Regions from separate parts of the Homo sapiens genome. Here region 1 is linked to region 2. The links are chromatin loops, found by intact Hi-C in ENCODE. Cell type or tissue: endothelial cell of umbilical vein. All regions are shown on one strand. Links, peaks and the distances in the headings refer to the core of each region. The heading gives the core; the rest is flanking DNA. Region 1 holds the start of LOC124900954 (a long non-coding RNA gene). Region 2 has its middle 30 kb from the start of SUB1.

Region 1 (15,281 bases), core at 6,103-8,602, 110 kb after region 2:
CCAAGCCTGCCCTAGAGCCTAATGTAACCGTGCCCATGTTGCCTCCAGTCGTTAAATAATTGGCATCACTTGTACTCTGCCACAGTTCACTCCCAGATACCTGCTGATAATAGAAAACAAGTTTCAACTTTGGCATTTTTCTACCAACAATTCTAGCCTGCAGACTTCTGATATGTTTCTGATAAGCTGGCCCCTATTTAGGGGGCTAGGAGTGGCCGAGGGACCTCCTCCAAACTGCCTGGCCGCTGGAAACAATGAGGCCACTGTGGGCGGAGAAGAGTGCAGCAGGCTGCTGGCTCAGCCAAGTCCACGATGGTGAGAGCTCGCCCAAAGTCTGCCCTCCTGCTCTGTTCTCTCCCCAGGAATTGTGAGAAGCAGGGACATCCTCCCAGGCCCCTCATCTCACCTGCCGGCCCAAACCAGCTGCACCTAGAGTGTCCTCAAGCTCTGCCCACATTGACGTCCAGACTGCCATGACTCTCTAAGAAGCAGGGGCATGTGGGCCAGGCCAGAAAGAGTGGGGGTGATGAGACAGGACGTATGCCTATGATCCTCTGCAGGGGAGACAGGAAGGCCACAGGGGATTTCTGGTGTCAGTCCTGGCACCCACAGGCAAGAAGAGCTTAGGAGATTGTGAGAGCTGTGACAGGCAGGATCCCCTGCCCCCAGGCTTCCTTTCCCACACCCATTCCATAAAGCTGCTCCCTGAGGAGGCCTGGTGCTGGTGGCCTCGCCCTCTGGGGTTGGGACCCTGGCAGGCAGTGTGGTGCAACGGTGTGAGAACTGAATTTGTAGTCAGGCGAACAGTGTCAATTACACCCTGCCCCTTCTGAACTATGGGATCTTGTCCTTTGTCCCTCTGAGCCCCAGTTTCCTCATCTGCAAAATGAAGATAATTTTATATAGTGACATAAGAGTAATGAAACAGAACACCTAAGACACGCCAGCCCTCAACAAACCACCTCTGGCCCAAATGCCCCATCTTTATCTCCTGCCATGGCACCCACATATGTCGGTATTTGGTAAAGATGGGCTCTTCAATTTCAAAGCCCAGTGAGGGAAGAGTCTTCCAAGCTCTGTGAAGGAGATGCAGTCAGCGGGTAAGTGGGCAAGAAATGCATGTCAGATATTGATGGACATTAAGATATTGATTGATTGATATTCGGCCCTCATATCCCCCTTCCCATATCCTTCTGTGTATTTTTTGGAGCCATTAGAATATTATATTTCCCAAACTCCTTCACCAGCTGGGTACTGGATAGATAGGTTCTGCCATTGAAGGGAGATAGAAGGTAGGAAGAAGATGACCCCTAGCCTTCTCTGGCTCTGACAGAAGCAGCCAATTGCAGACAAAAAATGCCAATTGCTGTAGCAGAATGCCAGTTCCAATCGTGGCAGCAGTGACAGCTCCTACTCAGGCCACTTGTCATCTGGAGCAGCTTAGCAGTGAGTGTGAACCCACAGGTGTCAGCCCCAAGTGGTGGCAGGTCCCTTATCTCTAGATAAACCCATGTCTCCATTTTGCAACTCCAGCCCTTACAAAACCTTTGTAACCAGTCCCCTGCATTCAATCCCTTTCTGCTTGAAATATCTAGAATGGTTTATGTTTTTTGGACTGGACTCCTGATTGACACAGCAGGCTTGAAAAAGCCAATCCAGAACTGTCTCCTAACGTTTTAGAATTCTTCTGTTTACATCAGTTGTTCCCAACTCAGTCTGCCTATTAGAATCACCTAGAAGCTTAAAAAACACTGATGCCAGCCTGGCACAGTGGCTCACACCTATAATCCCAATACTTTGGGAGGCCAAAGTTGGAGGATTGCTTGAGTTCAGGAGTTGGAGACCAGCCTGGGCAACATGGCAACATGGCAAGACCCTGTCTCTACTAAAAAGACAAAAAAAAATAGCTGGCATTGTGGTGTGCACCTGTGGTCCCAGCCACTCAGGAGGCTAGGGTGTGAGGATCACTTGAGCACAGGGGGCCAGAGGATGCAGTGAGCCAGGATCACACCACTGCACTCCAGTCTGGGCAACAGAGTGAGACCCTGTCTCACTCACACACACACACACACACACACACACACACACACCCCCAAACTACAAAAACAAAACAAACCCAAAAAACACCACACTGATGCCTATATGCCCTATACTTTCAGAGATTCTGACTAAATTGCTCAGACACCAGTGTTTTTTAAACTCACCCGGGAGATTTTGATGTGCAGCCAGTTTGAGATCCACTGCTCCCTTTTTAAACATTTTCTCTGAGACAGGGTCTTGCTCTGTCACCAGGCTGGAGTGCAGTGGTGCAATCACAGCTCACTGCAATCTCCCCTTCCTGGGCTCAAGCAATTCTCCTGCCTCAGCCTCCCGAGTAGCTGGGATTACAAGCACGTGCCACCATGACCAGCTAATTTTTGTAGAGACGGGGTTCCACCATATTGCCCAGGCTGGTCTCAAATTCCTGGCCTCAAGTGATCTGCCTGCCCTGGCCTCCCAAAGTGCTGGGATTACAGGCATGAGCCACTACGCACAGCCTGAGATCCACTGCTCTCTGTCATGCCAAGCTATTTCTGGCCTTTCCCTATTATCGCGAGTGGACCAGCAGTGGATCCATGGCTACATCAGCCAACTGCAGCAAACTTAGAACAATTATTAAGGTATTATCAACGTAATGAGATTTCAGGTGATTTAATTTTCTTTCTTATACCTTTCTAACTTGTTTTAATGAACATTGTTTTAAATTATTTTGAAGGCAATTTTCACAAACAGAAATGATCTTCCTGTCTTCTCTAATGCATAACTATACCCACATCACTAAATCTAGCACAAGCTAAAATTATATTCCACGAGCCTTGTTTATACATCCTCGAAATTCATTCTTAGAAACATCATCAGGGCTTTTGAAAATGTAAATAAGCAACAGGTTACAGATATGTAGCAATAGTGTTCTCATTGTTGTGGTTGTGTTCTGGGTGAATGGAACCCCTGGGCTGCCCACTCCCAGCTCTAAGCAATCTCATATTTAACCCAGCATGCTGCACAAATGATCATTTTCTATTATCATATCCTTGGTCATTTCACATCCTGCTCAATCCCACCCTGCTCCACCCCAGGCCATGTTGTATTTGGATTTAGGTTAGTGGCATAGCAAAATGAGAAGCAGGTCATGAAGCAATTCCTACTCCAAGGGAAGGACTGCCTCCTTAGGCAGAGGAGAGGCAACCCAACCCTTGTTGGGCAAGAGTTCTTCTTGGGCAACCCTCTTGAAACTCAACCACCTTCCGAGTTTCAGAAGTCTTTGAGGATTGGGATTTGCTGTTGTTGTTAACCCAACTGAGAACCGTGATTTTGGTTTCCAATTTAATCTACTCCAATGCTTCCCTGCTTTTTTCATATCATGGCTCAGTCTAACCCATACTACCTCTAGATCACCATACCAAGCTGTGTACTCATAGCCAGAGACACCAAACTGTCATGCCTTCGGGCTGCTGTTCATGCCATTTCCTCTGGATGATATATTCTTAAGGTTAGGTAAGCCCTGGAAACATACGGGTATTTATTATACACCACACACTTTGCTAGATTCCAGCACTACATTACTCCCCAACCCGTGCCATCAGCTCTCAGTAGCCTGGCCCAATGTCATCTCCCTCACAAAGTTGTTTTTTTTTTTTTTTTGAGACAAAGTCTTGCTCTGTCGCTTAGGCTGGAGCGCAGTGGTGTGATCTCGGCTCACTGCAACCTCCTCCTCCCCGGTTCAAGCGATTCTCCTGCCTCAGCCTCCCAAGTAGCTGGGATTACAAGCGTGCATCACCACGCACAGCTAATTTTTGTATTTTAGTAGAGATGGGGTTTCACCATGTCGGCCAGGCTGGTCTCAAGTTTCTGACCTCAAATGGTCTGCCCGTCTCGGCCTCCCAAAGTGCTGGGATTACAGGCATGAGCCACCATGCCAGGCCCTCCCAGCCCTCCTTCACAAATTTTTCCTGGACTTCGCCACAGAAAAAATTAATGGTTTTCTCAATCTCCATTCCAACACAGTTATTTACACATGAAATAAACCCTTGACATTCATAAATTTAAAATTCCTCATTCAGGCAATTCAAAAGTTAGTCTACAAAGTGAGTCTATGGGGTGTCATCATTTGTCATTTTGCCAAAGCACAAACGGGAATAGTTCTCACTGAAGAGCTGGAGAAGAGTGAGTCTACTTCCTCTTGGAAGCCTTTCCTGATACTCCATCCTACTCAGCCTCAGACTGATAGCCCTCTGAATCAGTTGGGATACTTCCAGCTCTGATGGAAAACGGGAATAACAACATTTAATTTCTCCACAACAAAGAGTCGGAGGTGGGTGGTTCCAGGGTTTGCTCAGCTCCTCAACAATGTCAGGGGTCTGGATCAGGATTTTTGCAAGCCTCTTGGCCAAGTGCACATCATCACATGATATCAGTAGCTCTAAACAGCAGCTCCCCACATAACCTCATTTCAGGTGATAGAGACAGAAGACAGCCAAGAGTCCCAAGTGAAACCCTGCCTTCAAGCCTAAAACAGCCTGAAGGCTGAAAAACCGGTCTGCTGGTCGCAAATGAAGCCTGCTCTTTCCCAGCTGATTCTGAATAATGCCTGCTTGTGCACTGGGAGGATCGGGTGGAGCCTTGGGAAGTTCACACCATTTGCAGGGGGGAAGAGTCTGGCCTCTTCAGTGCCTGTGTGGTAACCCGGGATTCAGTCTGTGAGGGGGGAGGTTGTTGGCAAGACCCCCTCTCACTTTGCTGAGAGTTTTTCTTTCTTTTTCCTTTTTGCCCAATAAATTCCATTTTCCTCACCCTTCTATGTGTCCACAAGCCTAATCTTTCTTAGTTGTGTGACAAGAACCCAGTTTTAGCTGAACTAAGGATAAAGTTCTGGAACCCAGGATGGGATGAAAAGATAGGCCTCCTTTCCATCTTACATTTTACCAAGAAGCAAACAGTTGTCCTAAAACTTCATTGACTTTTCCTTTCATTTAATCAGCCAGAATTTGGTCATGTGCCTAACCCTAAACCAAATACTAGAAGGGGTAAACCAGATGATTGTGCTTGATTGTGATTAGTGATCTTCAGGCCAGCAGCAACAGCGTCACTTGGGAACTTGTTAGAAATGCAAATTCTTGGGCACGCAGGGTGGCTTACACATGTAATCCCAGCAGGGTGGGAGGCCGAGGCAGGTGGATCATTTGAGTCCAGGAGTTCAAGACCAGCCCTGGCCAACATGGTGAAACCCCATCTCTACTAAAAATGCAAAAATTAGCTGGGCATGGTGATGCATGCCTGTAGTCCCAGCTACTTGAGAGGCTGAGGCAAGAGAACTGCTTGAACCCAGGAGGCAGAGGTTGCAGTGAGCCAAGATCACAGAGTGAGATTCTGTCTCAACAAAAAAAAATGCAAATTCTTAGGCTTCACTTAGACCTACTGAATCAGAAACTCTGGGAGTGGGGCCCAGGATTCCTGGTTTTAACAAGCCCTCCATGTGACTCATGCAAGCCAAAATTTGGAATCACTGGCTTAGATGTATCATAGTTAATCCTGAGCCTGGGGGAGGGACCTGAGCATCCTGCCTTTTAGAATAAAATCCAGATTCTACAAACTAAGAAGAGAGTTATGCTGTTGGGTAGATGGCACTCTCCTATTATTTCCGTTTAAATTATCATGATTACATTTATTTACCAGTTGATTTTCTTGCTGACTCCCTGACTCAACTGCATGCTTCCTGAGGGCACGAACTTTGTCTTTTATTAGCATTTCTGTCCCTAACACAATAGAAGGCGGTCAATCAATGTATGCTGGACAAATGGATAAATGGTAAAGTGGTCTCTCCTTTCTAAGTGCCCACCTCCTTAACAGCTGCTTCCTGCTGCTTTCCACTTAAAGAACATTTTCACATCAGTTCATGTCAGTGAGCTGAGAGCTGTCTCTACCAGGGGGTCTGAGAACAATGATTCCTTTGCATATGGGCACAAGTGGAGACTCTGGCTTCCTGAATGCATGTTGGACCTTTATGTGCATTCATTTCTATTCAAGGGTGTCCTTGGAGAGCACTGCTGTACAATAACACAGAACTGAACACGATTGTTGAGCTGAGTTCTGGCTGCTGACTCCTGCCTGGCAATCTTTCTCAGAGGCAGCTGTGTACTCAGAGTCAAACATGACCTGGAAATAAGCCTCCAGGCTTCATCCACAGCAAGAGCAGCATCGAGGCAATGATAGATAGCTGCCCTCATTTTGTTCTGCCCAGCACAGTGACCTGGACAAGCCTCCCGGGCTTTCTGAAGGCACTTGTATTAGGTGTGAGGGACAGAAACCCAAATGCAAAGTGGTGAGAATAAAGAGGTGGGGGAAGACTTACAGCCACATATACCTGCAAAGTCCTAGGGTAGGATCAGTTTCAGCTGCAGCTGGATCCAGATGCTCAATGTCCTCAGGAAACTTCTTTCTTCATTGCTCAAATGCATCTCTTCTAATTGGCTTCATTCTCCAGTAAGTTTTCACAGAACAAGCCAGGAACAGCTCCAGACTTGCATACCATCCACTTGGCATTCGCAGCAGAAAGCCCCTCTTTCACAACAGTGTCAGCAAAAGTCCTGGAGCTGACTCTCCTCATCCTAACTTAAGTCACATGAACATTCCAGGGCAATCAATGGCTTAGGCTGGCGTAAGTGCCCAGCTTGGAGCAGGGGCATTGGGCAGGATGGAATCAGTCTCACCTGAACCACAGGGACTTACAGTGAAAAAGATGCACCCCCAGCCCTTCCCCGCCACCAAATCATAGTGCTGTTACCAGAGGAGGGGGGAATGGCTGCAGAAGAGGCAAAACCCACAGATGCCCCATCTGCCACTGTTCCTTCTTTTGAGTCCTTGAGTAGCACTTCATTAAAAAAGGCACCCACATGCATGCAGAGCTAGGTATCATTTTCCAAAACAGGGAAGGAAATAAAGCACCTCCTAAAGACAAATAGTGCAGACTCTCTTTCTCACTGGCTTGAAATAGCTCCCAGCGCTACAGAGCAGGGCTGAGGGACGGCACCAGCAGCCTCACTCTCGGTGTAATTTAATCCTCCAGAGCATCTGCCCTGAACATTCAGCTCCACGAACACCCACTCCCCCGCCCTCTGCTGTGGTCCACCCCCTCCCTCCCATGGTTTCTTGGCCTGCTTTACTGTCTTTTTGTAATCATCAGCTAACATCTGCTACATTTTATTTGTGGCAGGAAGGATTTTTTTTTCTCCTTTACCCTTCCTCCTCCTGGGGTTGAATGCGAAATAGACTAGAATAACAAAATGAGGCAGACAGGCTTCTTAACATAATAACCTAAAAATGTGTGAAGCTGGGAAGTGTCCAATGTTTGGATCCCTCCCTCCGCGGCTCCCTGAGAGCAGGCCCTCTTTTTCCAGCACTCTCCTGGCTCAAAGCCCTGGATCTATCCAGGAGAGAATGGGATGAAGCTGAGGGACAGACAATTTAAATTGAGGAAAAGGGCAAGGGGTTAAGAGAAGGCAGAGCCCCGTAAGAGGTAGAGATCAGGAATCCAAGGGGGAGAGACGGGGAAGGCAAGATGTTTCTTTGCTGTCTTTCACGGGGCCTGCGTATTTTCCATCTGCAAGTAGAAGATGATGCCAGCTGTATAAGGAGATACAGTCTTTAAATCAATGACCAAATCAAGGATGTAGTCCCTTCCTCCCCGTAGCTTTTACCAGCAGTTTGCAAAATAATAAAATAGCTAAAAGGTGGATAGCAAAGGAAGAAGAAGCAATCTGGCTCAAACAGTTCTAAACTGAGGTTTTCCACACCAGAGAGGAAAACCAAGAGGGAAGCTGGTAAAATGGGGCAGAGATTGATACTGGTGGGCTAGGGAAGGTCTCTAAATGTCAGTGGGACCTTAACCCCAGCCGGTGTCCAGGCTCCTGATGCCATCGTGAGAATGAATTCAACGACAAGTCAGAAAATTGTGAAAGTACAGAGATTTATTGCAAAGGGAAAGTACACACACCAGAAAAAAAGAGTGCATGCATACTCAAGAGAGTGCTGTGATGGGATTTAGCATTTCTGTCTTTATGGATTTCTTAACCAAAGAGTGGAATATTCATGAAGATTCCTGGAAAAAGGTGATCATTTCTCAGAATTGTCATGCTACCCATTTTTACACCAAATACAGGTGTTCCCGGAACTGTCATGGCACTGGTGGGAGTGTGTTGAGTATGCTAATGAGTGCATAATGAGGTCCTAGGAGGCACCTAGGTCAGATCCAGCACCATGTTGGATCCAGTCTATTTTTTTTTTTTTTTTTGAGACAGAGTCTCACTCTGTCACCCAGGCTGGATTGCAGTGGCATGATCTCGGCTCACTGCAACCTCTGCCTGCCGGGTTCAAGCGATTCTCCTGCCTCAGCCTCCCGAGTAGCTGAAACTACAAGCATGCACCACCATGCCCTGCCAGTTTTTGTATTTTTAGTAGAGACGGGCTTTCACCATGTTGGCCAGGCTGGTCTTGAGCTCTTGACCTCGTGATCCACCGGCCTCAGCCTCTCAAAGCGCTGGGACCACAGGCGTGAGCCACCGTGCCCGGCCAGATCCAGCCTATCTTAGCCAGCATGGCCCACAACGTGGTTTTTCTTTTTCTTTCTTTTTTTTTTTTTTGAGACAAAGTCTCACTCTATTGTCCAAGCTGGAGTGCAGTGGCGCGATCTTGGCTCACTGCAACCTCCACCTCCCGGGTTCAAGCAATTCTCCTGCCTCAGCCTCCGGAGTAGCTGGGAATACAGGCATGCACCACCATGCCCAGCTAATTTTTGTATTTTAGTAGAGACGGGGTTTCACTATGTTGGCCAGGCTGGTCTTGAACTCCTAACCTCGTGATCCATCCACCTCGGCCTCCCAAAGCGCTGGGATTACAGGCGTGAGCCAGCACGCCCGGCCCACACCATGGTTTTGCAAAGTCTTTTCAGCCCATAGCCTTTAGTCCTGTGAAACTGCTGTCTGGAATTTTTATCCTCCTGTGACTATCCTGTATTATTCCTGTCTCAGGACCACCCACAAATCTCCAGCTGCTTTGTGGACTCTCTCACGGACATCCTTTCAGACTCAGTGTCTGTACTCCATCAGCAAATCCATGTGTGCCATGGATCAGACAACTACTTCTCTCCCATCACAGGGGGAAACCTATGGGATTATATATTTAGTTATTTTAAAAGCATTTGACTAGTAAATTGCAAAGCACAATGTACCATAAAAAGGATATTTTGCTGATTTCTAAATTCTCTATTAAATGTATTTCTCAAGTGAATGTACTTCTTCTCCTCTATTGAACCTGTAAAACTCCCCTACCTGTGAATACTACGAGTCCTTTTCAAGGAACTCACTCTGTCTTCTCATCAGTTAAGTGGAAGCTGACTTCTCTATTTCTTGGTTTCTTCCAATGGAACCCTTCTTTTCTTCCTACAGACCCCAAGACTCATTTGGTTTTCTTCTCCCTTGGCCCCTGTCACTGCTTCTACTTTCTCTGTCTTTTGTGTCTGTATTGATCAGGATTATTAGTGGCAGAGAAGAACCCTCTCTAACTAATTTAAACACAAAGAGATTAATTAAAGGGGATTAGGTGACCTAATGCTTTTTTTTTTTTTTTTTTTTTTGAGACGGAGTATCGCTCTGTTGCCCAGGCTGGAGTACAGTGGCATAATCTTGACTCACTGCACAGGCTGGAGTACAGTGGCATAATCTTGACTCACTGCAACCTCTGCCTCCTGGGTTCAAGCAATTCATCTGCATCCGCCTCCTCAATAGCTGGGATTACAGGTGTGTGCCACCACACCCGGCTAATTTTTGTATTTTTAGTAGAAACGGGTTTCACCATGTTGGCCAGGCTGGTCTCGAACTCCTGACCTCAAGTGATCTGCCTGCCTCTGCCTCCCAAAGTGCTGGCATTACAGATGTGAGCCACCACGCCCAGCCTGCTAATGCATTTCTGAGAGGACTAGGGGACCAGCTTTGAACTAGGGAACCACCCTGGTAGGTTCTTCTAACAAGAACCTCACTATTGCCACCACGTGCCTCTTAGCATCTCTGACCAGGATTCTCTTTATAATCCCAGCGCATGGTAGTCACATTGTAGACATCTTACAATTTCCAGCAGATGGAGTCTTATTCTAATATACTGGTATACTAATGATTGATGTATTAGAACGGAAGGGAGGTATCAACAGGTAAGGGACTTCAGAGGCCTGAGAGTGGAAGAAGTCGCTGCCTTTAAAATACAAGGAGTGCATGTATTTTACAGATGGAATTGAGGTGCTTCAGGCAAAATTAGGTGTCTTTTTCTAATTAATACAAAGATGCTGTACAGGTTAACCATAACCATACCCATGAAATCAGATATGAAACAATAGAAACTTCACCACACCTGTTTCAGAAAAAAACAAAAACCTCCCCTAGGGGTGCTTTTCAGAAGATGCAACCTTCGAGCCCTCAGCCAGGGTCACACCCTCAGCCAGGGTCTCACACTTCTACCTTGAAGTCTCACCCAGTGGGTGTTCTGGTGGAGTAGCGGTCTCCTGAGGAAGCCTAACTGCAAAGGAGTCTAGTACTCATAGGTTTCTGCTGTCCAGCCCCTGCATATGGGAATTCATGGAATGACGTTCTGCAAACCAATCTGCAGTCACAATCTCAGATTTGCAGTGGAGCAAGCACATCATGTCTCCCTGCTCCCTGCTTTTCGCAGCCTCTGAAAAACACCACTCAGCCTCTGATCTTTAAAAGATCCTGCTGATCCCTGTGGCGTAAATCTGAGAAGCTATGCAGGAGAGAGAAATTCTGGAATCAGCAAAAATGTCCCTTTTTACAATGCGTTATGCTTTGCAACTTACTATTGAATGTTGTATTCTGTTTACAAAGCTGCTGAAAATCTCAAAAAGTTCTCTCTGGATATGTTTCTTTAGTATATTGAAATGCAAACGAGCTCCGTTTCAACTAGGTAATCTGGGCACACACATGAATAATTACCACTCCCACCACCTGATGCCTCATTAAAATGACCGTAAAGGAGGAGAACGCAAAGGAGGTGTCAACAGCTAAGGGTTTCAGAGGCCTGAGAGTGGAGGGTGTCCCCACCTTTAAAATACAGGATGTGCCCGACCCAGGGAAGAAAGTGGGCAGCCCCTCAGAGAGTCTACGTCAAGCGGCCAAGCCGTCCCCAAATAGCAGCTGCTGGGTCCGCTGATTTGCCCCACTTTCCCAGATAGATGTCATTTACTACTCAGAGCACAGCAGGCAGCATGACCCCAATGTTCGCATCAGTTCTGCTGGCCCCCAAGCCTCATGGGGCAATACCAGTGCTGGCCAGGTGAATACTGCCCCTGAGGAACACTGAGTTCATGAAACCCCCAGTTTTCCAAGGGAACCGCTAGCACACCTGCCCCAACTTTGCCCCAGCGGAAGGCACTATCTTTTTTTTTTTTTTTTTTTTTTTTTTGAGCCAGAGTCTTGCTCTGTCGCCCAGGCTGGAGTGCAGTAGGAAGATCTCGGCTCACTGCAAGCTCCGCCTCCCGGGTTCACGCCATTCTCCTGCCTTAACCTCCCCAGTAGCTGGGACTACAGGCTCTCACCACCGCCTGGCTAATTTTTGTATTTTTAGTACAGATGGGGTTTCACCATGTTGGCCAGGTTGGTCTCAAGCTGCTGAACTCAGGTGATCCACCTGCCTCTGCCTCCCAAAGTGTTGGGATTACAGGCGTGAGCCACCGTGCCCAGGGGACACTATCTTTATCACAGTGATAGGGCTCTAAAGAGTGGAGGAACACCAGAGTTCTTGGTCCTCATGTCGGTTTAGATGAAACTACATGGACACACGTGGAGTGGTTTTAAGGAGTGGAGAGTTTAATAGGCAAGAAGGAAGGGAGACGACAGAAGGAAAGAAGCTCCCGCATACAGAGACAGGGGGAGGGGGGCTCCAAAGCCAAAAGAGGAGGTCTCTACCTGCCACGGATACCAGCCAGGTATATGTGCAGTGGCTGGAGGAGGCGGTGTTTGATTTGCATAGGGCTCAGGGGATTGGTTTGACTAGGCATGTCATTCACCTAGCCCGAGAAAAAGCTGGCCCTCCCACCCTAGCCTTTTAATATGCAAATATAGGGCACCAAGGTGTTCTATACACGTGGGGATATGTTGGGGAGGCCGTGTTGCCAGAAACATGTCGAAAAAGGGTAAGAAGGCCAAGGGAATCTCCATGCTTGGGTGGACCCAGTTTCTAATGGCTTGCATTTGCATATCAAAGGTTGCTGGCCTGGCTCTAACAGCCAGGGCTTTACTAGAAACTTTTCCAGAGATGCTTTAAAAAATGAAAACTTCCCAAGGACCCCTTTTCCTACAACAACAGTAGTCAGGAAACAAAACTGAACTCTGACCCGAAGGGAGACATATCTCTAGCTTCCAAAGAGGTCTGCTAAGCAAACAATCTTTAAAAGATTATCTGGCCAAAAGCTGCCATAAAACATGTCCAATACCAGGAGAAAGGCCTCCCAAAATTCTGTAGGTATGAGAGGCAGTTGGTGAAGTGAGGTGGAAAAAAAGAGTTCAGTGAAAGATCTGTGGGCCGGGCACAGTGGCTCACGCCTGTAATCCCAACACTTAAGGAGGCTGAGGCAGGTAGATCACTTGAGGTTTCAGGAGTTGGAAACCAGCCTGACCAACAAGGTGAAACCTCATCTCTGCTAAGAAAATACAAAAATTAGCTGGGCATTGTGGCAGGTGCCTGTAATCCCAGCTTCTCAGGAGGCTGAGGCAGAAGAATTGCTTGAACCTAGAATGTTGCAATGAGCCGAGATGGTGCCACTACCCTCCAGCTGAGTGACAGAGCAAGACTCTGTCTCAAAAAAAAAAAAAAGAAAGAAAGAAAGAAAAAGAAAGAAAGGTCTGTGTCAGAGGGACAAATGTCTAGAGAGCCACTGCTCCAATCCTGCGTGGGTGGATGGGGAGTCATAAGCTGGTACCTTTCCACCCTCTCAAGCTCCAAGACCAATGTAGGGGGATTCCACCCCATGAGTTCCAGGTTACAGCTTCCTTTTCTGGGGTTTATTGAAGTCACAGGGTGTTATGAAGTGTGGGTTAACCTTATAGGAAAAGTAATATAGGGGTTGAGCAAAGGTTTGGAGATGGACGGGAGTCACCAGATTGCACTGACATTGAAGGAGATGCTGGCTACTATTAAAGAGATCATTCTCAAGGGATGTCAGTGGGAAGCAGAGCCAGCTGAGCCCCTGGGGGCAGATAAGGACCAGTGAAGACCACTGATCTGCAGATAATGACTCAGCTCCCACCCAGTTCCTGGGTTCTTGAACAAAACCCTTTAAGGAAAAGCCCCTTATTCCTGTCCAGGTGGCCTCTTCAGGTCAGGCCCTCTCTCAGAGAAACCCCCAAACCTCGATCCCCACTCCCATCCTCCCCTGGAGATGTTCGCCTTTTAGAATCCAGCTCTACAGGCAAAGCATGGTGGAGTCAACTGTGGATACAGAACAGAATGTAAAGTTTATCAGCCTGACGAGGTGAAAGTGAAATGACAGATGTCGGAAATTGGGAAGTAAAAGATGGACAGTTGTGTTGAAGGGAAAGGCAAGCTTTTTTTTTGCTTTCAATAAAGGGAGAAGAAGATACTCCTTGAAATCACTAGAACAAGAGAGATTCCAGTCCATTACTTAATGTTAGAAACCAGTAGAGGAACTAAAAATAATGATATAGCTTTACTGGGACAGGAGTGTGAGCAAGTTAAATCCTTATCTTTGTGAGCAAGTTAAATCCTTATCTTTCACAAGAGGAAGTCAAGAGATAATGTCTAAAGATGATAAACCAGGAAATAGCAAGCAGTGTAAACATAGTATTTAGACACACAGAGGTAATCACTAAACACTGAAACCAAACTGCTGGATGACAGACTGGGCACAGGCATAGGTGGATACCTCTGTAGAATTTAATTTTTTTTTTTATGTCTCTCCACCTTTTCTATTGGGTTCCATGAATAAAAGATTCTTGTTGTTGTTGTTGTTTGTTTGTTTGAGATGGAGTATCACTCTGTTGCCCTGGCTGGAGTGCATGGTGCAATCTCGGCTCACTGCAACCTCTGTCTCCCAGGTTCAAGACATTCTCATGCCTCAGCCTCCCCAGTAGCTAGGAATACAGGTGCGTGCCACCACACCCAGCTAATTTTTGTATTTTTAGTAGGGATGGGGTTTTACCATGTTGGCCAGGCTGGTTTGAACCCCTGACCTCAAGTGATCCACCTGCTTTGGCTTCCCAAAGTGCTGAGATTACAGGTGTGAGCCGCCACGCCCAGCCTGTTTGTTTTTGAGACGGGGGTCTCATCATGTCACCCAGGTGGGAATACAGTGATGCAATCACAGCTCACTGCAGCCTCAAACTCCTGGGCTCAAGCACTCTTCCCACCGCAACCTCCCAATTAGCTAGGACTACAGGCACACGCCACCATACCCCACTAATTTTTTTTTTTGCTGTAGAGATTGGAGGCAGGCGGCAGTCTCGCTTTGTTGGCTAGGCTGGTCTCAAACTCCTAGCCTCAAGGAATCCTTCTGCCTCCCAGAATGATGGGATTACAGGCATGGGACCACCATGCTCGGCCAAGAAAAAGCTTCTTAAGCTTCTTTTCTTCTCTTTATTCCTTGAAAAACTCATCAATCTAGTCCCTTCTTCCCCCAAAAGCACTAATTTTAAGGGTGTTCACCAAAATTAGGGACGTTCAGTGTATCAAACTGTGTAGGGAAAAACTCTCCTGAAACCATGTTTTTCCTCTACTCTCACACCACAACAATCATCAACACAGAAGATTTCTGTGACCAAATATATGGGGCTTTTTCCCCACACACCAAGCAACGGACACCAGGGAGGGTCTTCTCATTCAGTTCCAACCGTGTCTGCCCAGAGATGGTGTCAGATCCCACAAGCTGAGGACTCAGTCCCTAAGACTGCCTCCTGAACCCCCACTAACACACACCAGTTGCAAGGTCGGCCCTCCAGAACCTCTTACTGACCAGCTTCAAGTTGGGGTTCCCATGACCCCCCTATATGGGTTCAATAAATTTGCTGGAGCGGCTTATAGAACTCAGGGAAACACATTTACTGGTTTATTATTAAGGATATAGTAAAGGATACACGAGAAGAGATGCACAGGGTGAGATATTAGGGAAGCGGCGCAGAGTTTCCATGTCCTCCCTAAGCGCCACCCTCCAGGAACCTCCAGGAGCT
Region 2 (15,281 bases), core at 9,078-11,577:
CTATTGTGACCACAAAACAGAATTTTTAATTTAAATGTAAAATGATCACATAAAGTTCTATAGGACGGTTCTGGTCTGGACCATGAGAGATTATAAGATTGAAAGATTTTGTTAACCACATGCAAATGCTAGTCTGTTATTATTTTCCTCGGGATCAGAATAGGCACCTTCATTGTAGATGCTCTTTAGGGAGTCCTTGCATACCATCAGTACTCTGTATCTTACTGAGCAGAGAAGCTGATCGAGCCAAACAACTCAAAACTCCCCAAACTCCTTTCCTCTCTCTTCTACTCCCAATGCCCAGGGCACAGAAAATCACTAGAAGTAATTTATATGTTGAAATTTAAGAGGACCCAAAGTAACTGATCTTCAGAGCCTTCCTTCTCTACTTGCTTGCCACCTTGCTTTCCAATCATTTGAGATCATGGAGGACACTTGTGGAAAGCACAGAGGGTTCCTGGGAGACGTCTAATACATGGGCCCTTTCTCACTTGTTGGGCTCAACTGCGGATACGTACTCTATGGACTGGCCTAGCAAACAGAGCAAATCCCTGAGAGAAAGAGACAAAAGGAATTTCTATGAAGAAGGTATGAGTTGATCTTGAGGCTTTTCCTGAGAGAATCAGAGCCCAATTAGGATGCCAGTGGAAGGCAGGGACCCTCAGGGAGCAATAGCAGTAAAGGGAACAGCCCCAAAGGCACAGTGGAGTGCTTAGGGAGGAGCAGAGACCAAAGGCAGGCTCAAAGGCTTCCCAACGCCGTGTGAGAAGGGGCTGTGGTCTCCAGCAGCTGTGTGGTGCTTGTGTTTGCATTAAAATGCTTGGAACAGAAGCTCTTTCCCTACTGTGCCCTTCTGCTCCCAAAATACAACCAAAACCTCTCCTCTCAACTCCTTCTGGGTGATTTATAAAACAAATTACAACCAGTGAAGACTTGGAGGATGAGTTCCTGAGCACTGGCGAATATGGAAATATGGCTGGTTATCCCACATATTGAATTTGTTTGATTACCCACTTGTCTTACTGTATTGTCATAGGCCCACTGAGAAGGAGAAAAGCAAGAATAATCCCTTACATAGCATCTTCTATATATGCTCAGACATGATAAATCGTTCACTTCACTTATTCCCTTAATGATACTGTTACTAATATCCCTTTTCCACAAATGAGAAAATTGAAGCTCAGAGAAGCTAAGCAACTTGACAATGGCCCCACTGCCAACAAGTGGCAGAGCCAAGGCTCAAACCCAAACTCAAATCCTATGCTTATGTCACGGTCAGGACGTTATAAGACAACACTATACAAGTAAACGAAGCTATCTATCTTCTTGTGAAAAATGGAGTCATTTCTGAAAGCAAACACCAGGAGTACACCACGAAGGCGTCTGGATGAATTCTGAGGCATTCTGAAACACGCTAGTGTCTGGAAAGGCAGGTGGGGTCTCCGCAATGCCCTGGTGTGGAGACTTGGCATCTGTACTAGCCAGTGGGCACTGCTACTGCACCCTAATTCCCTGAGAGCTGTCTCCCCGTTCCTGACTTCAGGGAGTCCCTGCAACCGTGAAGCAAAGCACATGCAGCTTCCCGAATTTCATTTTTAGAGGTTTTCATCTTTCCCTTAAAACATTCCAGAATTCAGATTGATTAAGTTCATCGATGCAGAGAAATGTTCTTTAATACTTGGCTCTCCTCACGGTGCACATCCCCGCACCCTAAGGGGAGCTTGCCCTGTGGACATGCTTGGAAGTGTACCATGGATTACAGCTGATTTTGCTAGGATTTCCATGAAATTTCCTGACTGTAGGACTTGCGAAACTTTGGAAATTGAAGTTCTGTTGCCAGAGGAGTTTGTGGAATTGTGTTCTGTGGAAACAGAATTATGGGATTTTAAGCCTAGAAAAAATCTTTCAAGTCCGCTCCTGCCAAAGGCCAGGCTGAGTGCGAACGCTTGCTGAGAGATGCCATGGCTGTAACATGCTTCTCCTTCCCAGCATGTAGCTTTCACCTGCAAACAGACACGTGTAAAAAGAAAATTCATAAATATTTCCTTTACCCAATTCTCTTCTTCATCTTTTCAGTTTATTATTTATTTTCCTTTTGGAAACAGCAACTACGCTCAGGTTTCTAACTGGATTTCACCTTGTCCATGCCAAATCAAGAAAAAACGTATATGAAAAAGTAACTACAATGGGACTGAGAAGAGGGGGAGCAGGTAGGCTGGTGAGGACTCGCTCCCTCAGTCTGTGCCGTCTGCTACAGGGAGGAGGCTCCCACCTCCTCAGTACCCCCAGGTCTGTTACCCGCCCTGAGCCCAAGAGGAAACAGTGGCCTGAGTCTGCAGCACCTGCCTCTCCCTTTGGATCAAGTGATCACACTGTGCTGGCCTCAATCAGAAGCTGCGAGAGGGATGGGAGCAAGGCAGATGTTGAAAGAGAAGTGGGTTTGGAATAAAATCATTGCGCATGCCCTCTTCTTTCCTTGGACGCCTGTGTGGCTCGAATGCGCCTGAGACCTCCAAAAAGCAAGCACAAGACTTGGCTGCAAATCACTGTGATTACCAAAACCTTACAAACAGTGGCAGGGAATTATTCTGGTCTTGGCTGTGCTGTGGGGAATTAAGGGACATAAGAAGGAGCATTGAAGCTGGGGTGGGGGGGCAGGGGAATATGACTCCCCATAAGGCAAAGGAGACCATGACAACTGTCACTAATAGGAGGACGTAGGGAGAAATGCGCCGGCAATGGAGCAGCCTGCAGGGAGACTTCCTCCTCATGGCCTCCTGGAGAACCTTGGGTGGATTTTTTCCAGGGCACTAGTGGGTTTCCTGACAGGTCCTCATGTGAAAAGAAGAGTTGACCTTTCCTTTTTAGCTCCTAAAGCATAAACTAAGGTGACTCTATGGAGCAACAAACTACAGCTCAATATATAGAGAGTCATTCGGAAAATTACAGACTTCCAAAGATAGAATTGTCTCCTGAAGCTATAGTGACCTCCCATTGTCTCAAATGTTCAAATAGAAAGTCATTCTGGGGGGAAGCGAGGGAGGAACAGGTGGAGTGCAGAGGATTTGGGAGCAGTGGACATACTCTGTGTGATACCATGATGGTGGACACGTGTCATTATACATTTGCCCAAGCCCGCAGTATGTATGGCACCACGAGGAAACCCTCATGAAAACCATGGACTCTGGGTGATGTTGGTGTGTCAATGGGTAGGTTCGTCGATTATAACAAACGCTCCACTCTGGTAGGGGATGTGATAATGGGGGAGGCTGTGTATGTGTTGGGGCAGGAGACATATAAGAAATCTTTATCTTCCTCTCAATTTTGCTGTGAACTTAAAACTCTAAAAAAAAAAATAAGTCTTAAAACAAAAAGTCAGTCTGAAAAGCAGGTAAGAATAAGGAATTCCTTGGTCAGTTGTGAGGTTTGATTGGTTGACCTGTGAGTTTCTTACATAAATTAGAGAATACTGGAGCTAGAGAAGTACATCTTAGAAGGTAATCCTTCCAGACATGTTGTTCTAAAACTTTGATCTGCTTTCTTTCTAAACAACTAGACTTACTTCTCTTGAGCTTGCTCAAAGACGTGTCCCCTCCCTACCCTGCTCACCAAACTCTATGATGAATTGGTCATCCCTGAAGGAAAACCTTAAAGAATAAGACGAATGACTTCATATGGGACTGGCCTTTGCATTCATGTCCATAGCAAAGAGGAATTCAAACACCAGGAACTTGTCAATTGATAGCAAAACTTAGACTCAGTTTCATAAAAATGTCTAAAAGCTATGTTATATGAGGTCTTAGGCAATAGATGTATCCTCTGAAAATCTCAAAGTGAGGATGTAGAAAAATTGGAACTCACATACACTGCTGACATGGATGTAAAATGGTACAGCAACTTAGAAAACAGTTTGGCAGTTCCACAAAATATTAAGCATGGAGTTAGCATGACCAACAATGACCCAACAATTCCACTCCTAAAGTCTCTGAACCACTTATCATTTTCCAAAATTCTTCCATGTATTTGTTTAGTAGCTTGTTGTCTTTGTCATCCACCAAAACTTATCTGTCCAGTAGAAAGGCCACTGGCCACACTCCAAGTGTTCAGCAGCCACATGTGGCAGTGGATACAGATTGGACAGCACAGTACAATCATCACTGTCAGAACGTCCTGTTGGATAGCACTGCACTGGAATGCAAGCTAGGTTAAAGCAGGCTCCTTATTTGTCTTGGTCACTGCTATTTCTCCGGCATCCAGAACAGTGACTGACACATAGTAGGCTCAATAAAGGGTAAGTAATGAGTGAATGAACTGAAGTTGAATGAATGAACAGCACTGGGTGGACAACAACAACACTGGAAAAGGAGGTGAAGGAATGCTGGAACAATACGAACAGGGGTGAAAATGGAAGCAAGAAAATAAAGTATTTGTTTAGGTTCTTCTTGTCATCGCTTTACTCCAGTATCTTATAATTTAATCATGATAGTCTCAAGAGAGTATTTTAATTATTGGATCTTAGTATCTTTCCTAGTATTCTCCTATTGGAGAATGTGTTGAGTAACATAATTTGACAAATGACATACCACTGTGAAAATGTATAGAATGTTGTGAATTTGTTAGTTTGCCATTAATTTCATTTCCAATTCCAACAGGGAGTACTACTGACATGGTAGAAATTTAGGTTGATAAAGAGCCTTTGACTCCTAGAGAATGTTTTAATAGTCATTCACTTTTATCAAACTTCAGAGGTCATTCTTATTTTATAGCTTTTTTCTGTAAATAATACTGAGTTCTAAAAATAGAAATTAAAAGATAAAAATCATTCAATAAACAGGTGTCATTTCATTGTTTTCCTAGTTTGTTCTTGTTTTTTGTTTTCATTTGGTTTGGTCTGTTTATATTGGGTGTTGAGACTGAAAATTTTTACTCAAGGTCTGATTGTAACTTTGCTACCATCCTCTGGCAAAATAATGACCATCTTAGGATCTTTGACTAGAATGAGTTTCCACAATTTTGTTTATTTCATGTTATAAACTGCTTTCACTTGCATCCTACTGCAGCTAAAAGCAAAAGCTATTAAAAGGCAACGATAGCAGAGGAAAACAAGATCACAGAATCTCTGTTCTCTAATACCTGAAGAAATGCAAAATTTTAAATGTTTTAATACCTGATATTCAACAGTGGCAACTAAAACAAAATGGCAGCCGGGGGGAAAAAAAAAGCAGAAAATTCAGAAGGAAAATTTTTGTTTGTAGAGATGGGGTTTCACCATGTTGCCCAGGCTGGTCTCAAACTCCTAGGCTCAAGCGATCCTTCCCACCTTGGCCTCCCAAAGTGCTGGGATTACAGGCATGAGTCCTGTGCCTGGCCAGAAGGAAAAATTCTAAGGAAAACCCTCCGTGATCCCCCCATCATAGCCTTGCCAGAGGCAGAAGGCAGAAGTGTTGCCCGGTCTCCTCCAGAGAACTGGGTTGAGTTGAGGGAACAGGTGAAGCCCATCAGGGTGGCTGGCACCCAGCAATGTTTGGGTGGAGTAAGTCCCAGCAGGACATGTCAATGGCTCCAAAGAAAATAATAAAAGCTCAGGACCCCCACCAACGGCTGCACTTGATCCCCAAAGAGCCGATCCTGCCTACTACACCCTCCTCTCCACAAAGAACATGGACTGCGGGTGTATGGAAAATGAAGGTAAAGCAATAACCACCTGTCTGACCATCATTCAGAGAGTTAAGACTAATGGGTCCTAAATGAGATGGGGGAAATGTCCAGGAGAATTTACCCACCCTATATAAGAGGAACTAGGCTTGGACAGAATTGTCCACATTAAACATAATATACAGAGAAATGCCACAATGGAATACTAAAGCAATAAATGTGAGCAAGCTATAACCACACACAACAGCATGGACAGACCTCACACACAACAGCATGGACGGACCTCACACACAACAGCACGGACGGACCTCACACACAACAGCACGGATGGACCTCACACACAAAATGCTGAATGAAAGAAGTCCAGTGCAAAAGGATACATCCTAAAAATTCTATTTAGATATTATGCTGTGAGAAGTCAGAATCCTGACTCCTCTTGTAGGGGGTAGATGTGAGCAGGGCATGTCTGTGTCTAGTGGACAGCACATTACATCTCTCCCAACTCCTGATAATTTTACCCAAGTTTTCAATTGCCTTCTTATTGACATTCCATATTTTTTTTAATTCTTGGTGCATTCTGTAACAAACTCTTTACATGTTGAAAATCATACAATATGGTATCATGCTATCTACAAGTCACTCACTGTAAAAAAGGCCTCATTGTGCAGCGATCATTCCTCAGAAAGACATTTTTGGGGGTAGTGACAGCAGTTCCTCAGTGGAGTCCAGTGGTCTCCACCCATGAATTTGCTACATCCTATCTCTCAAAATTCCTTTGTCTGAGGTCCCGTTAGTGACCCCACAGTGAACCAGGGCACACACCAAGGTTGCTTCCACCTTCATCTGACCATGAGATATTGCTGTGACTTACCCGCTCTTGTCCAAGTTCTTAGTTACAGACAAGAGAATCCAATCCAGTTGGTTAAAATAGAAAGAGATTTGTTAGTGGGTACATAGAGTTCACAGAATCATTACAAGGGCTAAAAGAAAGACTGAGCTTCCAAGAATGACTGCCAAACCACACTGTTCAACTGAACCACCAAGGAGGCTGCTACCTCTCATCAACAGGCAATGCAGAATCAGAAAGCTACTGCTCCTGTAGCCAAGAACACAGAATCAGAAAGCTGTCGCAGGCTGGGCGCGGTGGCTCATGCCTGTAATCCCAGCGCTTTGGGAGGCCGAGGTGGGCAGATCACCCGAGGTCAGGAGTTTGAGACTAGCCTGGTCAACATGGTGAAACCCCATCTCTACTAAAAATGCCAAAATTAGCCAGGCATGGTGGCGCATGCCTATAGTCCCAGCTACTAGGGAGACTGACGCAGGAGAATCGTTTGAACCCAGGAAGCAGAGGTTGCAGTGAGCCAAGAACGCGTCACTGCACTCCAACCTGGGCACCAGAGTGAGACCCTGTCTCAAGAACAGAAAAAAAGAAAGCAAGCAAGCGCCACAGACTGCTTGACTCACTGGTGCTATACCCCCAGCACCGGCGCATAGGCTATTGACATCAGCAACCTGCCAGCTGCACAGTTGCTTCTTAAACTGTTTGCTCACAGTTTTCTGAAGACAGTGCTTTTCAAACTTTAAGATGCCCACAAATTACCTGGGGTTCTTGTTAAAATCATAGATTCTGCTTCAGGAAATCTGAGGTAGGGCCTGAATTCTACATTTCTAATGAGCTTCCAGGTAAGATAGATGCCGCTGCTCTCACTCTTTAAGGAACAACATTAAGAGACATCAGCCTAATGAAATCAAGCCCTATAATCCCTTTCACCTCAATCCCACCAGTGTTCCAAGCTCCTGGGGCATCTGTCATTTGGTCTCTCACCCCTCACACTACCCTGGATCCCTGCTAACTAACCCAATCTCCCACTTTTTCCACCGTACCCTCTTTCATCAGATTCTGCACAGGCAAATTATCTAGTATTCTCAACTTCTTCTCTGAATGTTCCCTTTACTTTCCTGCTTTAACTGAAACTTACTCCCCTGAGGACGTGGATCCTGCAGCCTTCATTGAGGCTGGTGTTTTTTCTTCACTTGCATGTACCTTGAATACCAGAGGCAGGGCAGAAATTCTCCTTCTACCAAAGTTTGTTCCTCATCGCAGTGTTCCTCCTTTCCCCTTGAAAAACTACACCAGAGAAATCTTGCAGACACCACCTTGGCAAAACTATCAAAGTTGTCACCAGTAATAGGACAAATAAACATCATGTACCTCCTGATAAGATGTACTGAGAAGCCTACATCGTTTCTATGGTATCTCTATCAAAAATGCATAACCTGAATTTAATCAGCATACATCAGACAACCTAAACTCAGAGACATCCTACAAAATAAATGACATGTATGATTCCAAAATATCAAGGTCGAGAAAGAGTAAGTACTTCAATTTAGAGGAAACAGAGACATGACAAAACACACACACACACACACACACACACAATGGAGGGCTGGGCGCAGTGGCTCACGCCTGTAATCCCAGCACTTTGGGAAGCTGAGGCAGGCAGATCACAAGGTCAGGAGTTCAAGACCAGCCTGGCCAACATGGTGAAACCGCGTCTCTACTAAAAATACAAAAAATTAGCTGAGCACATTGGCGAGTGCCTGTAATCCCAGCTACTCAGGAGGCTGAGGCAGGAGAATTTCTTGAAAACTGGAGGTGGAGGTTGCAGTGAGCCGAGATCCTGCCATTTCACTCCAGCCTGGGCGACAGAGTGAGACTCCATCTCAAAAAAAAAAAAAAAAAAAAAAAAAAAAACACACAATGGGAGATTCTGGATTGGATCTGAGACCAAAAATGAGGATACTGGTGGGACAGTTGTAAAATTGGTACCATTAGATAATTGTATCAATGTTAGTTTCCTGCATTTGATAATTGTACTGTGGTTACATAAGATATTAACAATTTGAGTGAAGTAGGAATTTGAGTGAAGTACTTACAGAAATCCTTTGTACTGTTTCTACACTTTTCTTTAAAGTCTGAAGTTATTTCAAAACAAAAAGAACTTGGCCAGGCGCGGTGACTCACGCCTGTAATCCCAGCACTTTGGGAGGCTGAGGCAGGTGGATCCCTTGAGCCCAGGAGTTTGAGACCAGCCTGGCCGACATGGCGAAACCCCATCTCTACTAAAAATACAAAAATTAGCCAGGCAAGGTGGCACACACCTGTAATCCCAGCTACTCTGGAGGATGAGGCAGGAGAATCGCTTGAACCCGGGAGGTGGAGATTATTTGAAGTCCACGCCCGCCGACTGGACCTATGAAGCCTCCATGCACATAGTGAGTATTAGCCTGCACTAACACTAACACTAACAAACGCTACCAAATGTGCACTAACACTGCCAGATAACCTTTCTTCATGTTCCTGGTAAACTCACAATCCCACTGTTGAAGAAATCAAGTTTGGATTGTGTTTAGAATAGTGCTTTTGGAAATACTTCACTGATGGCATTCCAATTGGCCATGCTCAGCCAATTGTTAGAGTTGGCTATTTATGAAGGATTGAAGAAAAATACTAGAAAATATAGCCTCACTTTATTTTATATAAAAGTTAAAAATTAATATCCTGGTTGAGCATGGTGGCTCACACCTGTAATCCTAACGCTTTGGGAGGCCAAGGCTGGGGAATTGCTTGAGCCCAGGAGCTCAAAACCTGTCCAGGTAACATAGCAAGACCCCCATCTCTACAAAAAGTCAAAAAAAAAAAAAGCAATGATGGCATGCATCTGTAGTTCCAGCTACTTGGGAGGCTGAGGTGGGGGAATCACTTGAGCCTAGGAGTTCAAGACTATAGTGAGCTATGACCAAGCCACTGTACTCCAGCCTGGGTGACAGAGTGAGACCTTGTTTCAAAAAATAAAATAAAGTATCTTCCCCCACCCTTGATAATATTTCCCTGTGAGCTGGTTTATTTACTATACATATTATTAAAACAAAACATAGAAACAGTTTAGATAGACACTATCCCCTGTGACTGTCATCAACTCAATCTAGTTAAGTTTTAACAAGAAACAAGTTCATTTATCACATTAAAAACTAAATATTGATATATATCATGTTGTTCAAAACTAGTCTAGGTATTTAATGTGGGTATTTCAATGGCTATTTCCACCATTTCACTCTTTGTTTAGTTTTGTTTATACTGATAATGAACATTGTGCAGTTTTTACTTTTTCTTCACGTTTTTTGATTTATTAAAATATTATTGCTAAATCTAATAATAAAACATTCAGACTTGTATTTTGTATTTTTATACGCTTTTCTAATCATTTATTTGTATTTAACAAAAGTAGTGATCCACAACCCATTGGAAATAACCACAATTTGAGAAGCAATGCAGTCGCCTTTGATATTCCCGAGATGGACACTAGGTGGCGCCCAAGGATCTTCTTCCTGGCTGGTTGCGTGATCTTTGCAATGGCACGCTGGTCATAAGGCGCTTGGCAGTGTATAAGTGATAAGGCGCTTTTCCAGTGTAGACGGGCAGAATTGTCAGACCTTTCCTATCTATCAAGTCCACAGAGAAGGCAACTCACTCTCCTTTGTAGGGGACATCTATAAATAATTGAAGTTGACTTACACAAATGAAGACATTTTCATGTTTTGCCTATTGTTGGGAGGCTTCCCAGCTGAATAGAAGTAATCTCTAAACACCAAAGCTGTTACAACTATTGTTATATCAAGAAGACTATTTGAGAGCCTTTGTTCAATAATAGTGACAGGAGCCAACCACATCCGGGCCAAATTATAAAGGAAATCTACAAAGTCTTTTCAATGCCCACATCTCCCAGAATCAGGAGGGCAGTGGAATGGCAGAACAGAATTCTGAAAAATACCTGGCTGATATCAATCTATAAACGAGACCTCGAGAGGCAATCCTTGCATGCAGTCCTCATAAATATGAGATCCACAGTCAACAGAAAGACTCTCCCACACACAATAGACAGCCGAGTACAACACTTCCGGCTGCTCCCCGGGAGCCACTCACAGGACACTCCTATATTTAAACATACATTGAATGCTATTTAAAAACACACATGAAATATATCAAAGCTTTCCATTAAGAGATCTGAGAATCCAACCCTGATGAGCCCTGCCACAGCTACAACCTATGTGAAAGTTCAGCAGAGAAACTTATTCCTTCAGCCTCACTAGGACAGTGCTAACAAAGACCAGCTTATCACCAACACATAAATTGTCAAAGCCTTTAGCTTTCAATACGTTCTTCCCCCTCTAAGACTTTTGCACCACTGGGGCAGACAGCAAGAAGAATGCAGACCCGTCTATGGCCAAGGGCAGACCACAAGAATGCAGACCTATGGCCAAGGTTGACATCAAGAATGCAGACCTGTCTACGGCCAAGGTCGACATCATCCCTTGAGATGACTTGTCAAGGTTTCCAGGCCTGCCACTTGTGACTAGAAGTCTGATTTCCAACTTGTGTACCTGCCTCGAGAGTTTGCTCTGGCCATTCTTCAAGTTTGTCAGCCCAAGTCCTCAAAAACTTGTAAATCTCCCCATCCAACTCTGACCTTGTTTTGCTTGGGGTTGAACGTGCTAGGAATGAATACCCACTCTGTCAAGGAGAATGCAGTGGAACAGCAGCCACTGGAAATCATCCCTGCGTGGAGATAGGCAGTAGCCCTAGTTATTGCCAATAACCTCATGTTCCTACTGATAATCTTGATCATCTTTGGTAGTGAGACAACACAAAGAGATCATGTAGCCTTGGAATAGATACAAGTTTGCCTATTAAATCGGGGGGTCAAACTGTGAAGATCCCTTCTTTCTTGGATTTTTTTGCTAGTTGATGATTTTAACAGTTGTTTCTGGTCACTGCCATGACTGTTTTTAGAGGCCTCATAGGGCAAGAAAGACCAAACACATTAAAAATAACCAAGTGAAGTTCTTTTGCACAAAGTTTGAAGACATTCATCTTTGACTTTAATCTACAGAACTAGGTAACAGAGGTTTTTAATCCTAATCCGTAATAGTTGTCTCTGCTAATCTTATTTGTCCATTATTAGTCAAGCTCCCAACCTGAAAAGACACACTCGAATTATGCCAATTCAAGGAGTAAAATTTATTAAAATATATTATTTACAAAGGTGTGAGTGAAGGCTTAGGAAAACAAAAGGGTAACCAGTAGTAACAGAGGAACTAAACATCCCACAGTTGAAAGTTGTAGGGACCGAGTAGCTGCTGGAACCCATAAGAAACTCACATAGAGGAAGTCACCTTGAGAGGAGTTTTTAAGAAACACAGCCAACCTAAGGTGACCCTACCCCACCAAACTCTCCTTTCACCATGAACCAAACCCAACCAAACATCCCAGCCTCCCAGGACAGAGCGCAGGGTAAGACTGGATCTAGGGGAATAGATGGAATATCTAGGGGAACAGATAAAATATATACATATATGGCACCATCCGAGCCTTTTGCCTTCAGCATCATCTCTTGTCCTTCACCTGGTGGAAAGATTGAGTTCCCAATACGGGGCAGGATCAATGTTCCACCAACTACTACTTCAATACAAGTTGTTCTCATACTCCACAGCCTAAAACTTTAGCCAGCATTGGTGTTATTCATTTAACTTATTTCAGAGAAAAGAGAGGAGAAACACTTAAATGACATAAAACACTGTTGTGACAATCCTGACTTCTGTGAGGTCTGTATTGGTCATCTTAGCTGCCTTTGCCCTCTGCCCATTCCGAGTTCCAGTTAGCCTCCTCCAGCACCTTTGCTGGGCCAGGGTTCTTTACCAGATGAAAAGTACAAAACCTTCATTCTTACAGTGAGTCTTTGGAGGTCTTCTATTTACGGGTTGAAGTTTTTCCTTCAAGACAACTGGTTAAGGGAGCACAGTCACCAGTAAACCCCCTGGTTTCCAAACATCACTCTCCTTGCCACCACTGTGTAGGAACAAACAGTCCAATTTCCCTCAGACAATCAAGATCAATGAACTCAAACACCACAATCACCTCCTTATTTCCCTACTAATTCAATGGCATGAGAAGCCCAAGATGACCAAAAGGCAGTCTCCACTACCAACGCACTGGAACCATCACTCCCTTCCATGCTAGGCTCCCAAAACTTACATGCTTTTCAAAGAATGAAATAGACTGAATGCTCCTTGAGAGTAAAAAATTTTTATTTGTGGCCGGGGGCACAGTAGCTCACGCCTGTAATCCCAGCACTTCGGCAGGCCGAGGCAGGTGGATCACTTGAGGCCAGGAGTTCAAGACCAGCCTGGTCAACATGGCAAAACCCCATCTCTACTAAAAATGCCAAAATTTAGCCAAGCATGGTAGTGCACGCCTGTCATCCCAGCTACTCGGGAGGCTGAGGCACATGAATCACTTGAACCCAGGAGGCAGACGGTACAGTTAGCCGAGATCACAATACTGCACTTCAGCCTGGGTGACAGAGTGAAACTCTGTCTCACAAAATAATGATAATAAATAAAATAAAATAGAACGGGCAAGGCCGGGCACGGTGGCTCACACCTGTAATCCCAGCACTTTGGGAGGCCGAGGTGGGCGGATCACGAGGTCAGGAGATCAAGACCATCCTGGCTAACATGGTGAAACCCCGTCTCTACTAAAAATACAAAAAAAGTAGCCGGGTGTGGTGGTGGGCGCCTGTAGTCCCAGCTACTCAGGAGGCTGAGGCAGGAGAATGGCGTGAACCCAGGAGGCGGAGCTTGCAGTGAGCCGAGATCGCACCACCGCACTCCAGCCTGGGAGACAGAGCAAGACTCTGTCTCAAAAAAAAAAAAAAAAAAAAAAAAAAGAACGGGCAATCACCATTTTAAATAACTTAGTGATCAAAATTCACATGACCAGTTGTGAAACAACCTGGCCTGATGTACCTTCTGGTGTGGTGCGGTAGGTACAGCATCTCCTATGTAGCATTCTTGCAAAAGACATTTAACCTGAACTGAGCCATGAGGAAACAGACAAATCTAGAATATGGGACATACTACAAGTGGCCTGGACTCTTACAAAAGGTCAATGTCGTGGAAAACAAAATAGTAGGGAATAATTCTAGATTAAAAGAGACTGATAACCAAATGAACAGCATGAATTTTCATCAAGACACTGCATTGGGAGAAGAAATGAACATTTTTGGGAACTGGGGAAACTTACTACGGACTGAATAGTTGATAAAATTATTGATGTTTTAAGTTGTGATAATATTGAGGCTAGGTAGAAGAATGTCTTTACTCTTGGGAAATGCACATTGAGGTTCCAAGGCAGTCTCAAGGAAAAGCACCGGCAGAACTGTTTGGAGTGTGAACTGAACTAGCGGCACTTTGCACGGAGCACCATTTTAACTTCCAAGATTGACAAATTGTCGTTGTTCAGACCTGTGGATTTGGCAGACAATTTCTCAGAAACAAACAAACTGAGCCTATCACTTCAAAAAAAAACAACTGACAGCATGTGTTGTCAATGATGAAATTCAAGTTTTCAAGGGGAAATTACATACTACAACTTTTAAGAAACTACCACTTGTCAAATTTTGTGGTTGTTATCAAAGGATACCCACAATTACCTGGAAAGGCTATTAAAGTATTCCTGTGCCAGGCACAGTGGCTCATGCCTGTAATCCCAGCACTTTGAGTGGCTGAGGCAGGCAGATCACTTAAGCTCAGGAATTCGAGATCAGTCTAGCCAACATGGTGAAACCCTGTCTCTACTAAAAATACAAAAATTAGCCGGGCATGGTGCCATACGCCTGTAATCTCACCTACTTTGCAGGCTGAGGTATGAGAATCGCTTGAACCCGGGAGGTGGAGGTTGCAGTGAGCCCAGATGGTGCCTGGGCAACAAAAGCGAAACTGTCTCAGAAAAAAAAAATAATAAAGTATTCCTCCCTTTTCCAACTACACATCTCTGTGAGGCCACATTTTCTTCACATACCTCAACCCAAACAAAAGATTATCTGCAGAAGCAAACAGGAGAATCCAGCCATGTTCTATTAAAGAGATTGGTAAAATGTAAAATAATGTCACTCATAATTTTGTTTTGCAAAATATGATTATTTTCCATTAAAAAAATGTTAAAGTATCTTTCCATTCCTAGGAAATACATATTGAAGTACTTAAAATGAAATATGCCTGCAGTTTACTTTCAAATATTCATCCAAAAAATTGTATAGATGTATACACATGTATGTATGTGTGTAAACATGTATGCCTAAGTGGCATCAGAGATACTTGGTCTTTGTCCCTGGTTCCTGGCACAGAGCTCCTAAAACCTAATTTCTTGAGTTAAAAGTGATAGTAGGATCTTTTGTTCAAATGAGGGACTCTTGGCAGGGCCCCTAGACAGCTTCAGGATGGGGACTGGTTGCTAGAAAGATGAAACTTTGATTAGAAGCTTAGAATTTTCAGCTCCACCTCCCAACCTCTGGGGATGGGTGAGGAAGTGAGGACTGTTAATCACCAATGGCTAAAAATTTAATCAATCACGTGTAATGGAATCTCTATAAAAACACCCTAAATGATGGGGCTCAGAGACTTAAGTTGGTGACATAGTAAGGTGCTGGGAGAGTGGTGCTCCCAGAGAAGGCACAGAGCTCCATCTCCCTTCCCCATACCTTGCCCTGGGCATCTCTCCCATTTGG

Evidence for each region. A loop is a pair of places that touch in the nucleus more often than their neighbours do. Peaks named below come from ENCODE experiments on the same cell type or tissue, not always from the same donor. Only the 100,000 strongest peaks of a DNase experiment are listed, where the experiment ranks them.
Region 1: a loop joins it to region 2, with 2.5 times the contacts of the local background. A loop is called at or near these places in 18 of 110 quality-filtered maps.

Annotation. Positions count from the first base shown.
Region 1 is chr5:32,497,237-32,512,517 of GRCh38, reverse strand. LOC124900954 (a long non-coding RNA gene) reads right to left here and starts at 6,593. Exons shown (of 5, transcript XR_007058719.1): 1 at 6,401-6,593. RefSeq lists enhancers at 492-992, 10,609-11,255. In endothelial cell of umbilical vein, for the core only: no CTCF peak of the experiment used is centred there; a DNase peak (open chromatin) is centred at 7,277; H3K27ac peaks cover 475 bases; H3K27me3 peaks cover 155 bases.
Region 2 is chr5:32,608,012-32,623,292 of GRCh38, reverse strand. No RefSeq gene overlaps it. Among named protein-coding and RNA genes, the nearest start is that of SUB1, 30 kb to the right of the region's middle. In endothelial cell of umbilical vein, for the core only: a CTCF peak has its summit at 10,022 (motif pointing right); a DNase peak (open chromatin) is centred at 10,062.